2 separate regions of the Homo sapiens genome follow, and region 2 is linked to region 1. The links are chromatin contacts, found by Hi-C or POLR2A ChIA-PET in ENCODE. All regions are on one chromosome and are shown on one strand. Each heading gives the region's core, a stretch centred on a gene start or an enhancer-like site at or near the end of the contact. The rest is flanking DNA. Distances are from core to core; before and after follow the strand shown. Region 1 overlaps CBLB (Cbl proto-oncogene B). Region 2 has its middle 150 kb from the start of CBLB.

Region 1 (6,699 bases), core at 996-3,495:
TACCTTTTTTTTTTTAAAAGAAATCATTCTCCTCACACTTTCTATTTTCCATTCTTCTTACCTTTTCTTAAAATTGCAGGATTTTCAAATTAGAATATCTAATACACTTCTCCACATTTACACAGGAGAAAACAAGCCTGGAAGATTAAGTGATTTGTCAACTACTGACCAGCTGACACCTTTCCAGATTTATTTCCCTGCATCTGATTAATCCCATTGTCTTTGAAAAGATACTGTTTTTCCACCGCATATTCTCACTCATAGGTGGGAATTGAACAATGAGATCACATGGACACAGGAAGGGGAATATCACACTCTGGGGACTGTGGTGGGGTCAGGGGAGGGGGGAGAGATAGCATTGGGAGATATACCTAATGCTAGATGACACATTAGTGGGTGCAGCGCACCAGCATGGCACATGTATACATATGTAACTAACCTGCACAATGTGCACATACATGTACCCTAAAACTTAGAGTATAATAAAAAAAAAAAAAAAAAAAAGAAAAGATACTGTTTTTCAAGACTTTAAAGAGGATTACTATTGTTTTTTGGTAGACAGACTAGAACTCATTATCTAATAACAGGATTATAACATAGTCTTATTTATCATGTTCTTATCTCTCATGATATTATATGAACAGAACTATCACTTTAACAAAAAGTCATTAATAGATTTCTGTGTAATAGATAGGTGGTAGTAAGCCATCAATAAATGGCAGTTCTTACTCTTATTTGAAATAAAAAGATCCTGAAATTATATTATTATTACAGGTGCATGGCTATCCATTGGTCATGTATTCTATTCTTTGTAGATTGACAGTTACTTATACTTGTTCACTGTATTTTAAAAGCGATTCAGCCTGCAACTTAAGTGGTTTATAATTGTAAGGGTCAATAGAATATATTGAAAGATTTTTGGATTAGTGAAAACTTGGAGTTTAGTTGGCCTTTTTATTTTCTCTCTCTCTCTCTCTCTCTCTCTCTCTCTCTCTCTGTCTCTCTCTCTCTCTCTCTCTCTCTCTCTTCCCTTTTCTTCTTCCCAGGTCTCTGCCAGCACCCTGAAATTTCTACATTTGTAAAACAATTTGCTATTGATATTTTCTCTCATTTGCTTCATCTCTAAAGGAAGAGGTAGTAGAAACCACCACTGTCTTTTTGCAGAAGTTTAAATGGAGGTGTGAAAATTCATGCTTTCTGGGTTCACTTCCTCTCATATACCTCAGAGAAGAATGGTAGCCACTTAGTCTTAAGAAAGTTTAGAGCCTTAGTGCAACAGTTTAGAATAATCTAATTTTTTTGTTTGTTTTTAAAGACTTTGTTGTTGTACTCTATTTCTATTCTTCATTCTTGAAATCCCCTTCCCCCTACCTCTGTTCCCCAGCCCCACCTCCTACACAATAATGGGTGTTTTGCTGAAGTGATCAAATGAGGGTTATCTGTTGCGCAAACACTCATATATGAAAAGTTAACAAAATAGTGCCCTGGCTCCCTAATCCCTATTACTACCACTAATTAAGATTCCAGTGAATGCCTCTTTGGATTTGAGGTTTATCACAAGTAATCTGACAAAGTTTCATTTACACAAGTACTGTGGAAATGTAGCTTGTCCTTTTGTAAATTGTTATTATGAAGGGGTACATTAGACTAAAATTTTCTTAAGTTCATACATCTCGTATAACTGGCTCTGGGAAATCACTGAGTGCTCAAAAGAGTTATGAATTGAATTCACTGTAAATGCTAGATTAGAATAATTTTTATAGTAACAGATGTGGAAGATGTCTATTTGGCCTTTTTAAAAAAACTTTATATGTTATACACAAAATAAATATTGACAATTTGACCACTTTACGTTGTATACTTTATATACGAAACAAAAATGCTTTAACTTCTTCATACGAAAAATAAAATTTATACTGTTCTGAAGTCAGTGGTTCCCTGATCATATTTTTTTTACTCTGAGTATCATGATCAATGTCCCTTTTGTGTGTTGAGTATTTGAAACTTTAATTTGGAAAAGAAAAATGTACTTCTTAGACATTAGTTTTATGGTAATTATAATGAAGCTGGACATAATTGCATATTTATACTTCATTGTAAATCAACAGCTTCCTAATATTCTTAAAAGTGTTCCTTTTTTTTTTAAAAAAAACAGCAGCATTTTGTTAACCTTAATCAGAGCCTGACGTGTGTTTCTTCTAAATGGCATCTGATGTGGTATCTCTCCTCAGTTCTCTGTGGTTTCCTGTTTTTTTCATACATAGAGAAACACTTTTTGAGGTATTAAGCCTCATATTTTTCTTCTTTTAATGGTACCTGAAACCTAAACTCTCTTATAAATACAGCATAGTGTTGTCAACCTGTCTCACCATTAATTTATGCCACTTCCCACAGACTGCTTCTCTGGAATCCCTCCAGCCCTTGCTGTGTATCCATCACCCAGCTAGCATTGTCCTTACATACCCCACTCTAGATTCTTTAGCATTACAGGTTTTACTTCTGTCCCTAAAGTGTGATCTTCAGAGACAAAGATGTTATCTTTATTTCTATAATTGTATTTCCCCAACAGTGCCTTGTTTTAGCAATGAATAGATATAGTAGGCTCTCAAAGTGTTGTCTCTAGAGCAGCAGCAGCAGCAGCAGCCTCAGGGAACATTTTATGGCTGTCAGTGTTCAGGCCCCACCCCAATGCTACTGAATCATAATATCTTGGGTTGAGGATCAGGCTATGTTAACAAGCCCTTCAGATAATTTGGATGCATGCTGAAGTTTGACAAACACTGCTATAGAAAATTATTGAATGAATATGAAAGTTGTACCTTTATGGTGATATCTCATTGAAGAGGATTGATATAGCATGGGGCCAGGCACAATTTAGTTTATTCTGCCTGAGTCTTGTATTTCAGAGATACTGGTAAAGGAAACCTAAGATTTAAATATTTGCTATCTTATAAGAGGATGTTATCTTATAAGAGGGACGGCTTTTATGCTATTCTGTTGTAAAAATTGTAGTTTAAGTTTTAAAAACTGAATGATTTCTTTCTTCTGCCGAATTAGGAATAGGCATTATTCTGAAGCAGGAAGGTTAACTAAGAAATGCATCCTGGGTGTCACTAATTTTCATGGTGGGAAAGAGGGTAGGTGAGTTGGAAACTGGTCAGGTGGGGATAGGTTGAGAGACGTTTCCCTAGTTACCATTCTGTGCTCTTCTAAATTTTTTGAATCATGTAACTGCATAACATGTTAAAATTTTGTCGAATGATATTCAGTCAGAATAAAGTAATAAATATTGAATAAACTCCCATGATATAACCATTGTGGTTGGTTTAAAAATTAAGTTTTTCTTTTGTATTAATATGAAAAGTTAGATAACGTATGTTTTTCATCTCTGCAGAAAACATCAGGGTTGTGGCAGAAATGTCTTGATGGCTTTCTACCTTAGCCTTCTTGAATTGGTTGATACATATTACTCATTTGTGCAATGAATAAAGGATTTCTATTATTATATGGACCCATCATCTTATGACTGTTTTTAGAAAATGAGAATTAAATCTTGATTCATTATTAAATAACCTTGTATACACACATGAAGAGGTCATGACACATAAGACTTTGACCTAATACCTTTTTTCAGATATGTTTCTATAGCTATCTTGATAGCCTAGGACTGTTTGAGAGAAAATTAATTTAAATTTTTGTCATATTCTTAGCAAATGCAAAATAATTGAGTTAAACAGAACCCACTACATTTGTTCTGAAATATGAACAATATTCTCAAATATTTGTCTGGTAGTACAAATACAATTATATTAATTTTATTATTGAATTTTGCTGCTTCAAAGGGAGGTATTTCTTAAATGATACTTGATTCAATTATTTCCCTTTTTTTCCACCTTGCACAGAACTATCGTACCATGGAAAGTATTCAGACAGTGCCTTCATGAGGTCCACCAGATTAGCTCTGGCCTGGAAGCAATGGCTCTAAAATCAACAATTGATTTAACTTGCAATGATTACATTTCAGTTTTTGAATTTGATATTTTTACCAGGCTGTTTCAGGTAAGTTTATACTTGCTTAGTCTATCCATTCCCTTCTTCTCTCTCCCTGTCTTTTCTCTCTGTTTCTCTCTCTCTCTGTCTCTCTCTCACACACACACACATAAACAAACATATGGAAAATAGTGTCATTCCTATTAGTCTGTAATTTTATTGGTATGTTTGGTCATTGTTAAAAGTTTAGAGTGAGCCATTTGGCTTAAGTTTGGAGTTATCAGATGCTGTGAGCCTGGTGGCTGCTTGTTAGCTTTGAGAGGATCCATCCAAAAGAGCTTTGTTTTAAACTCTCTACTTAGTTTCTTACTTTATTTTGTTGATCTTTTAGCACAATGATGGATAGAATGCAACAACTGGAGGTGGGCATTTGCCACCTAGATCTAAAATCTTTCCCTTTGCCTTCTGTGTTTATTAGGTCAAAAGGGAAATAGTAAACTTAGAAATATCAGACTGTTCTGTATAGGACAGAACTGTGTCCTGTACTTATTTTGTAAATTGCTTTGCACATTCAACCATGTGTAATGAACATTTTTCAAAGTCAATAAATATTCTTCATCAGTTCCCTTGTCATATTCATTCAAAATAGTATGTCAGTATTAACAAAGCTCTCTTTTGAAAAATTTAGGTCTTTTCCCACATTTTCTCTAATGTAAACAACTTTAAGATGAACATTTTTGTTGTGCTTATTGTTTTTCCCTTTAAATTATCTTCCATAATTGTTTTCACATAGCAAATTAGAAGAAGGTAGCATTATATGGATACTATCATTTTCTTCTTTTGCGTGCCTTAATGGAATTATCTTAAACATGAAGACTTGAAATTTGTGTTTTGAGATTGACTCTGCCACTAAAATGTGTATCATCTGTGGGATTCAGTTCAAGTAGTCACAAAATAAAAATTTTCTGCTTAACATTTTTATGATTTGGTAACATAAATTATATAGTAAATGAGGTAAATTGATCAGACTGGGCTTACTTATGTTCTGATATTATTTTTTATCATTTTAATCTGAAGTAACATTGATTCTCTTTGAAACATGCTTTCAACAAATATCAGAGTATAATGTTGATTTCATGTTTTTCATGTTACATGAACTTCTCTGATTTATAATTCTGCTTGGCACTAGCTAGCAAGGATTGGATGACTGGTTTTTGTAATAAAAACCACAATGCACAGGATTAGCTTTTAATTTATGAAGGAACCCATTATTAGAAGAGAGATTAACTCCTGTCAACAGTACATATAGGATGTGAAACCCCGCCTCTACTAAAAATACAAAAAATTAGCTGGGCGTGGTGATGAGCACCTGTAGTCCCAGCTACTTGGGAGGCTGAGGCAGGAGAATGGTGTGAACCCGGGAGGCAGAGCTTGCAGTGAGCTGATATCGTGTCACTGCACTCCAGCCTGGGCAACAGAGCAAGACTCTGTCTCAAAAAAAAAAAAATACATATAGGATATATTTCACTTCATTACAATTACAGAATCATAATTCTACCTTCTATATAGGGTAAGCAATTACATAAATCACTGATGAAAGTGTGCTTTTGATTATTTTAAATTTTTTAAATTCGTGATTATTCCCTTGGTGTATGTATTACAGTTTGACAGTTTATGTTTTTTTCAAAGATTTTAAGATATATTTTAGAAAAAAAAGTTGTCTGATATTGGTCATTTTATAATGGAACCTCTCCTTTCTTTAAAGGTTTCTGATAATTTTACAGAATATCTTATTTATTTAACATGATACAAAGACATTCTAAATAGTAAGAGCTTTGCTTCTTCACCTTGTCAAGGAAGAGAGTAAAAGTAATCTTCCTACATTAAACCTAACTGCTCATTCTAGGAAGTGAGTATATTTTTTTGTGGTGAGCCTGGATGACTTTTTACTGTGGGTATTAAATGCTAGAATTCCTTGCAGTTATATATTGAAAGTATGAGGGCAACTTAATGTTGGTTAAACGATTACCTAAACTGCTATTTAGTATGTGGACATATTTTCTTATAAGCTGTTTTACTTTAAAACAGCACAAGTCAACCTTAATACTCTAAGGAATATATATCTTATTTACTTTCACTGGGATGGGAAAAGAAAGGGCTATTTTTAAGTCAAGCTACTGTGAAAAGTTTTATATCATAAAATGAAAATCTTACCTGGGCTAGGGAATGCCTAATCATTTTAAAAACATGATTACAGAAGCAGCTGAAGAACTCTTGTTAGCCCGTGTATTTCTGAGATTCATCATTCCATTTATTTCTATGCTGTAATCAAATGCTTTGAATATAATCGTATGTGTGCCTTAAAATATGATAAAATTGATTCTGTTTATAGAGAAGTAGATGGTTTAACTTTTGCTGATCTTTTATTTTTATAAAACTTTAAAAATTAAGTGATTTTCTTAAATGTATTATATTTATTAAATCCTTACATTTATATATTCTGTATGAAAATATGTTTTGCTAATACTGTGTGACTGCGGGAACATACATTCAGCTATAGCCATGATATTAGTAGTTAATTGGCAGTGACTTCTGACTAAATTATTGGGAGTGGGGTATTTAGCAGAAAGGGAACTGAAGGTGAGCAAGGTACACTTAGAATTTGGGGTCTGAAGTAGAGAAACTAGCAGAAGAAGGAGCCAGTGGGGG
Region 2 (7,358 bases), core at 3,829-6,328, 260 kb before region 1:
CCACAGTGGGATGTGCGTGTTTCTCTATCCCAAAAGATTGACAGCAACAAGGCTCAGTCATCTCTGTGGCCCCTCATTGCCAAGGTCATGGTAAGTACCCAATAAAGTTTTGTTGAGGTGAAATCAACTGACATGAACTGAGTAGAAATATATGCCAAATTGGTAACTGAGTATTCAGAAGACTATGAGAAGGAAAACTGCAACATGCGATTAAGAGGGAATTGACACTAATGATTAAAAAAAGAGAGAGAGAGAGAGAGACTTTATACTAGACCTACGAGACCAAGCCCTATTAGGGCTGAGACTGAAATATATCTGAACGTAAAAGGGTTATAGCATAAGATGTCAAGAGTTTAATTTATAATTAACATTTACCAAGCCAGACTAAAGTCCAGACTGGCCTGGTCATGGTCTATTTGTATATTTTTTTTATTTTTAATGTTCACGCACACAGTGTGGTAGTTTTACATAGCGACCAGCTACATAAGGTTACTTTGCTGAGAGAATGGTGCAACTAAGATCCCAAACTCACAGTCTTTCAAAGAGAAATCCTTAATGTAGTAACAGAAATAAAAAATGTATCATTCAGGAAATTGTAGTGAATTCATCAGGGGAGCGTTCAGTCTGGGAGCTGTTCTTTTGCATTTTTGCTTTTGGTTGCTGATATTTTTTTAACTCTGAAAATGTCTTCTGACCTTTAATACAAACTCTTGATTCACTGTAATATGAGCTTTACCCTTTCCTAGACTTCCTGAAGAGCAGAGGTTCTAAAGACCATCAACACTAAACTTAGGTCATACGTGGAAACATCCCCAAAGCTCAGAGAAGATACCTAGAGAGATTTCTGCCTTAGTCCACTTCTCTTGCTATAACAAAATACCTTGGATTGTGCAATTTATAAACAACACAAAATTATTGCTCACAGTTCTGGAGGCTGGGAAGTCCAAGATCAACGTGCCAGCAGATTCAGTGTCTCGTGAGGGCCTGTTCCTCATAAATAGTGCCCTCTGTGTACTCACATGGTGGATGTGTTGCACATGCTCCTTCAGGCCTCTTTCATAAGGGAACTAATCCCGTTCATGACATAATCACCTCCTAAAGGCCCCACCTCTTAATACAATTGCACTGGGGATTAGGTATCAACATATGAATCTGGGGGGACACAAACACTGAGACCATAGCAGCTTCCAATCTCATTCTGCATATTGGGAAAGTACGGAACAAAATGAGACAAAACATTGCTCAGATGTGTGTTCCTCACAGGAGATCCTAGCCTATCCCAAAAGATGTTAAAAGTAAAAAAGTGATTTGAACTGGTATTTATGTACCTTTCATTGCTACAGATGTTCATCCTGATAATTTAATCAAAACATCTAGCACTTTTTATGTTGAGAGAGAAAGAGCACACATAATGGGAGAATAATGTGTTTTTCCCCAATGGAGCAAGAACTAATGGCAAGAAACAGCATATTGATTCAAATGGGAACAGGGCATGTTGTTTGGGACAACTCCACTTGGGAATAATGGACAACCAAATTATCTTAATCATTTAAACAAAATGAGCTCTTGCTTTTTCCTATAAATTTATCTCCCTTTTATCTCTAGGTTGGCTCAAGGAGAACCCCAGGATTGAAAGCCCTCGACTCCACCTCATCCAACTAGATGGATGCAAGCTCCACATCTTCCTTCCTCTGTTGTCTTGCTCTTTAAAGCCAGGAATACCCCTTATCAGCTAGTTAGCTCTATCCTTCCAGAGTTCTATTTACTGTATCCAGTGTTTTAGGGTGAGAATACTTCTGTCCTGTCTCATTTTCTAGTAGTAGATGTGTGTATCTTTTTTCCCAATAAATTATTGCCTTCATAGCAGGAAGTGTCCATACAAAACATCCGAGTTACTTTATACATAAGATCTCTGGATGTGAATAAAAATAAAAAGTTCCTGTCAGTAAAAAAAAATCCAATCTAGTTTATTACTAATTCTTCCATTTTTAAAGATTTACATATTATGAGTTCTTACATATGCCCCATCATGGTTTTTTTAGTATAATATTTATCCTCCTTCAGTACTTCTTGTGCCTGAAATCCTTCCCCTACACAGCCTCGCTTTATTACTCTTACCACTAGTGCTGCTGCTACTACTATTATTACTGCTACACTGTAATTATTACATCCTTCACCACCAGCAAGGTCACCACTACTATTACTGCTGGAACTTGTCCTTCTAGTCTCAGCTTTATCTTATGTTCCAGACAAGCTAAGTCCTCCAAATCAGATCTTTCCTTCCAGTGCTCCAGCATTGTAGGAATTGCTGATATGCTGTGGTATTGGTCTCCTTCTCCTTCTATTGATCTCATCGACTAATCATATGCCATTATATCTATCACATCAAATATATTGTATCTGGACAAGAAAAATGTTGTGGACCCTGCTCTAACTATTCACAGAGCTTTCCTTTTTCCCTTTCTTGCGTGTGTCAAAATTATTGCTATGGTTGTTTAACACTAGGCAGGGAGAAACAACAAGGGGAAACACTTAGGCAGTGTTTAAGTCACTTATGCAGTGACTAAGTTCCCCTTACATAGGGCAGTACCACAGTGCTTAGCAAAGTGTGTGGCATCCAGTGGGCGATTAATATTTATTTGTTGAATTAGTAAATAAAGTGGCCATCTCCACATTTCACAGCCACTGTAAAGACAAAGAGAATCATTTGGAGCCCATCCACCTTTTCAGGACAGTTTAAACTACAGAACCAAATAAGTAAGCCCCATGCTGATTATCTGAGGGTAGGGGATTTCAGAAAACAGCAGGGTTGCTGAAGAAAGAGAAGAAGGTAATTATAACTAAGTAGAGACTAAACAGGTATCAGAAAGCATTAAAATGAACCCACTGATTAAGAACACTGAGTGTCTTGCTTAGCTTGTCATAATAGGTGGGGGAGTCGAACTGCTGATGTATGGGAAAGGAAGAGGGGAGTTTTGTTTTTCTTTTTGAGAGAGTCTCACTCGGTTGCCCAGACTGGTGTGCAGTGGCACGATCTCGGCTCACTGCAACCTCTGCCTCCTAGGTTTAAGCGATTCTCCTGCCTCAGCCTCCCAAGTAGCTGGGGATTTTTTTTTTTAACAAAGGAAACCAGAAGGGACACAAGAAACATGCATTAAGTTTTTCAGTACCTCCGTGAAGTTCTGCCTAATTATTTTAAAGACAGGTGTATTGCCATATAATTTACATATAGCAAAAACTCCCCCTTTATTGCATACAGCTCTATGATTTTTGACAAGCACAAAGAGGTGTAACTATCACACAGTCAAGATAGAGAACAGCCAGGCCCAGTGGCTTATGCCTGTAATTTCAACACTTTGGGAAGCCAAGGCACGAGGATCACTCCAGGAGTTTGAGATCAAGATAGAGAACATTTCCATTGCCTCCAAAATTTTCCTCATTCCCTTTTGTCAGTCTCCTTCCTCTATCGGCAGTGATCTGCTTTCTGTCACTACTGCTTTTATTTCTCCAGAAGGTGATGTAAACGGAATCAAACCATATCTAAACTTTTAAGCCTGGTTTACTTCACTTAGCATAATGCATTTGAGGTTCATACATGTTTTTGCATTTATCAGTAGTTCATGTCTTTATTTTATTTTGTGGAGTAGTATTTCACTGTGTCAATATACAAAATTTATCTGTTCAGCAATTGACAGACATGTGGGTTATTTTCATTTTTGGGACTACTATGATCAAAGCTACTATAAACATTTGCGCCCAGGATTTTTAGTAGACACATGTTTCCATCTGTCTTGGGTAAATACCTAGTAGTACAATTGCTGGGTCACAGGATAAGTACATGTTTCACTTTATAAGAAACTGCCATTCGATTTTCCAAAATTCTGCCTTAGTTTTATTTTCTCAAATTTCTGGCATTCTATCTTCAAGGGTAACTGTTGGCAAGGCTAAGGTTTGCAGATGGTATATGACAGTTGTAAGGAAAAAATAGGATGCACATATTTGATGGGAAGGAAAACACAGATGACACATGTTTTCTGATCAGAAGGTACTGGGTATCTTCTGATCTGTCCTTACATTCTATACTTTGAAGACACAAGTCAGGATGATATCCAGGCGGGACAATGCTGCCTGTCAGCTACCATCTGCAAATACCCATTTCCCATTTCCCCACTCCTGGCTCTATACTCAGGCAGCACTTCCTTGTCACACACACACAGCCTACCGCTATACACCATCCTGGCTCTGGGTTCCATCAAAGGAATGGAGGGTGTAATTCTAAAAATGTAATTTATGCCCCCCAAAAAAGTAATTATGCCTCTTTGACAGTATTAACAATGTTCCCAGAGGTTCAGGAAGAAAGGAAAAGAAAAAAGGAAAGAAGAAAAAATCTTGCTCATATTACATTATTATTTTTAGCTGGCACATTTCCTAAATCTAGCTGGAACTGAAAAAGCATGTGCCAAATGCAATTTTGAAAAGTGTTCATGTTTGTGGGTGTCTCGGCACTGCCTGAAACCAGGAAGTAGCAAAAGTCTTAAAATGTAAATGAGTTCCCTTTTGAGCTTTCCAAACCAGTTTTACAGTATTATTTTGCCAAACATTATTGCTACCCAAAGCTCTAACCCCAAGTCTCCTGAGATACAATTTCAAGCAGGATGGACTTACATGAAATCAAAGATCCAGTGAAGATTGGGATGGGGAATGGAGAATGTGTCTCTGCTTCTGATTGCTGATACTGTCAAAACTTTGTATGAAATGTATAAGGCAAATGCCTTCAGGAGGAAGGGAAAAGAATTTAAGGGACAGATGAACCTTGTCCCTAGAGATCTTGAAGCCCTAAACTGGTTTACCAATCTTGTGTGACTTGAAAGAGTAAATTATCTCCTATCCATGTGTCATTTTTGAAATTGGCGTAGGTTAGATGGGGCCCACATAACTTGGTGATGATAGAGCCCTTTAAAATAACTTTTTCACGTAGTGAAAATATCCCTTTTGAGGAGTAACTCTTCAGACACACAGATTGGGAGTCACATGTTAGTCACCACCCATGACCTACCATTTATGACTTGTAGACACAGCTGTTTGTGAGTGATCTTGGATGAGCTGTTTTAACAGGAGAAGTTGAGCAAGTAACTTACAGGCTTATTGCTCATTAATTCCTTCCTCAAACTATGTCAGAGATACAAAAGGCTGTCCAGAATTTAATAATTGTAGAATAGTGCTTACAGACCTTATGAAAAAGGGATAAGCACAGAGAAATGAAGCCATTTACAGTCTGTCAAAGAACAGAGTGAATTTCAAAAACAACCCTATGTTTCATTAAAACTTTATTTATTCAAGTTTAATGTACTTTGAAATGAATTTGCATTTTTAAGGAACAGAATGTATTTTTATCTTCATCAAGGACATACCACCCCAGAAAGTTCACTTATATGCTGTGACAATGTCAAGTGGGTTCTATCCGAAATTTGGCATGCTATTAAATTCTTGTTCCATAAAATCCTCAGCATAGCATCTTACCTTTATAATGTAACGTGGCTTTTGATCAAAGACTTTTTAAAATACATCTTGCACTTCAAGCTCATTTATTCTGAATATACCCATTCTTAACTCTTATCAAATAAATCCATGTAATACATTTCCTGAAAGTGCACAGAGTGAGAGAGATAAGAAATTAATTTCTTTGCTTCTGAAATGATCCTAAACGCTCAATTATCTGTCATGTCAAAAGTTGGGCTTACAAACTTATAATTCCAGTTTTTTTGACAAGGAACTTACATCTTTTGTTTAAACCACATAGCATTATTTTAGAATATTTTCTGTTTTATTATTATAGAGTAACAACATGTTAGACACTTGAGAAAATTTAAATATTATTTAATTCAGTGGTCTGCAAACTTTGGCCTGTGGGCCAATCACCTGTTTTTGTAAATAAAGTTTTATTGGAGCCCAGATCATCTCTCATTCATTTAAGCAGTGTTTATGGTTGCGTTCATGCTGTGGTGACTGAGTAGAGACATAGCAAAGGAAACCTCATGGCCTACAAGCTTAAAACACTTACTGTTTGGCCCTTTAATAAAAAGTTGCCAGTCGATCAGTTAGTGTATCTCCTACGTTTTACAAAAAGGAAAAAACACAAAATATTTAACATTTTCCATTACTATTTGAGACAATACCAGGAAAACAGATCATCATATTATGAAATCTTATAATGCCTAAATATATGTTGGTTTGCTTTACATTAATATATATGTAAAAAAATCATACCCCTTGCATTAACATGGGGCTAAACTAGTGTATTCCCTAAGAAAACAGCATTGTCCCTATGGTCTGTGTCAGAGACTGGATATAAAATTCTCAAGGAAACTACAGCTGTATAGTAGTTAGTGAATTTAAACACTATTTGTAAATCAAACTATTGATCAGGAAACAGTGAAGGACTTTAAAACAAACTAGTCATATGCAATGAAAAATCATGTCTCCCCCCTTGTTGTAAAGATTGCAATAAAGCAGAACGAAATAAGTCAACAACTCTCCTTGTAAGGCCTCTCCTTTTTTCAGTCTAGTAATGACGAAAAAGACAAACTGGACATTTGGAAGAGCAAGTGGAATGTACCTCAGATAAATTGTAAGCTGGCAGCTTTCTCACAGAGAGACTGGACCCATACTTTAAGAAAGCCTACAAAAGCATTTGACTTCAAGGTACCCTGAAACCAAGATGTATAGGCACTGTCTTTAACTTAAGGACACCTGAAAAGGACTTTTAATGCCAGCTCAACCTGTGGTAAAATCATACTGTACTGTCCATGAATGGCACCCATTGAGTTGTGCCGCACAAAATTCATGTGAACATATATGACAGCACTATTTCTGAAATACTGGCACTCTCACTTTAACTATAACCCAAAATTTTACAATAGGGACTAATAGAGGTTTACAAAATAAAAGTAATTACACACACGAAAGTATAGTTGGCATTACTGAACAATCATTATGGGCCCTTAAACACGTGTTTCAGTTCACTGACATTGAGTTGGTATAGAATGACCTCACTATTTTCATCATGGTTACCACAATTCTGTCCAGCACCAATCTCAAAATTTTCTCTTGCATAATACAAAATATATATCTAACTCCAAGTTATGTTTATACTTTAAACAAAGGCAGTTAGCATCATTAATTTTTTATAATCTTGAATTTTTTTCTTTTTAGAATTTTACTGAGGTATAATTTGCATACAATAAAACATACCTATTTTCAATATACTGCTCGATGAGTTTTGATAAACGTGTATACCTCTGTGATAACCATCACAGTCAAGTTACAGAAGATTTCTGTCCCCTCAGAAAGCTCCCTCT

What was found. A loop is a pair of places that touch in the nucleus more often than their neighbours do. ChIA-PET counts read pairs that join two places held with the same protein, here RNA polymerase II (POLR2A). Pooled maps may share reads with other maps.
Region 2: a loop to region 1 is called in a pooled map, with 2.6 times the contacts of the local background. The contact joins two enhancer-like sites. A Hi-C loop is called at or near these places in 4 of 50 pooled maps. POLR2A ChIA-PET finds 5 or more read pairs at or near these places in 2 of 52 experiments (SK-N-SH and activated CD4-positive, alpha-beta T cell).

What each region holds. Positions count from the first base shown.
Region 1 is chr3:105,748,822-105,755,520 of GRCh38, reverse strand. CBLB (Cbl proto-oncogene B) reads left to right here. Exons shown (of 19, transcript NM_170662.5): 5 at 3,903-4,059. Among named protein-coding and RNA genes, the nearest start is that of CBLB, 120 kb to the left of the region's middle. Within about 2 kb of position 2,245, at least 5 of the 41 ENCODE cell types and tissues checked have a DNase peak (open chromatin) inside an H3K27ac peak, as active enhancers do.
Region 2 is chr3:106,011,876-106,019,233 of GRCh38, reverse strand. No RefSeq gene overlaps it. Among named protein-coding and RNA genes, the nearest start is that of CBLB, 150 kb to the right of the region's middle. RefSeq lists an enhancer at 2,483-3,048. Within about 2 kb of position 5,078, at least 3 of the 41 ENCODE cell types and tissues checked have a DNase peak (open chromatin) inside an H3K27ac peak, as active enhancers do.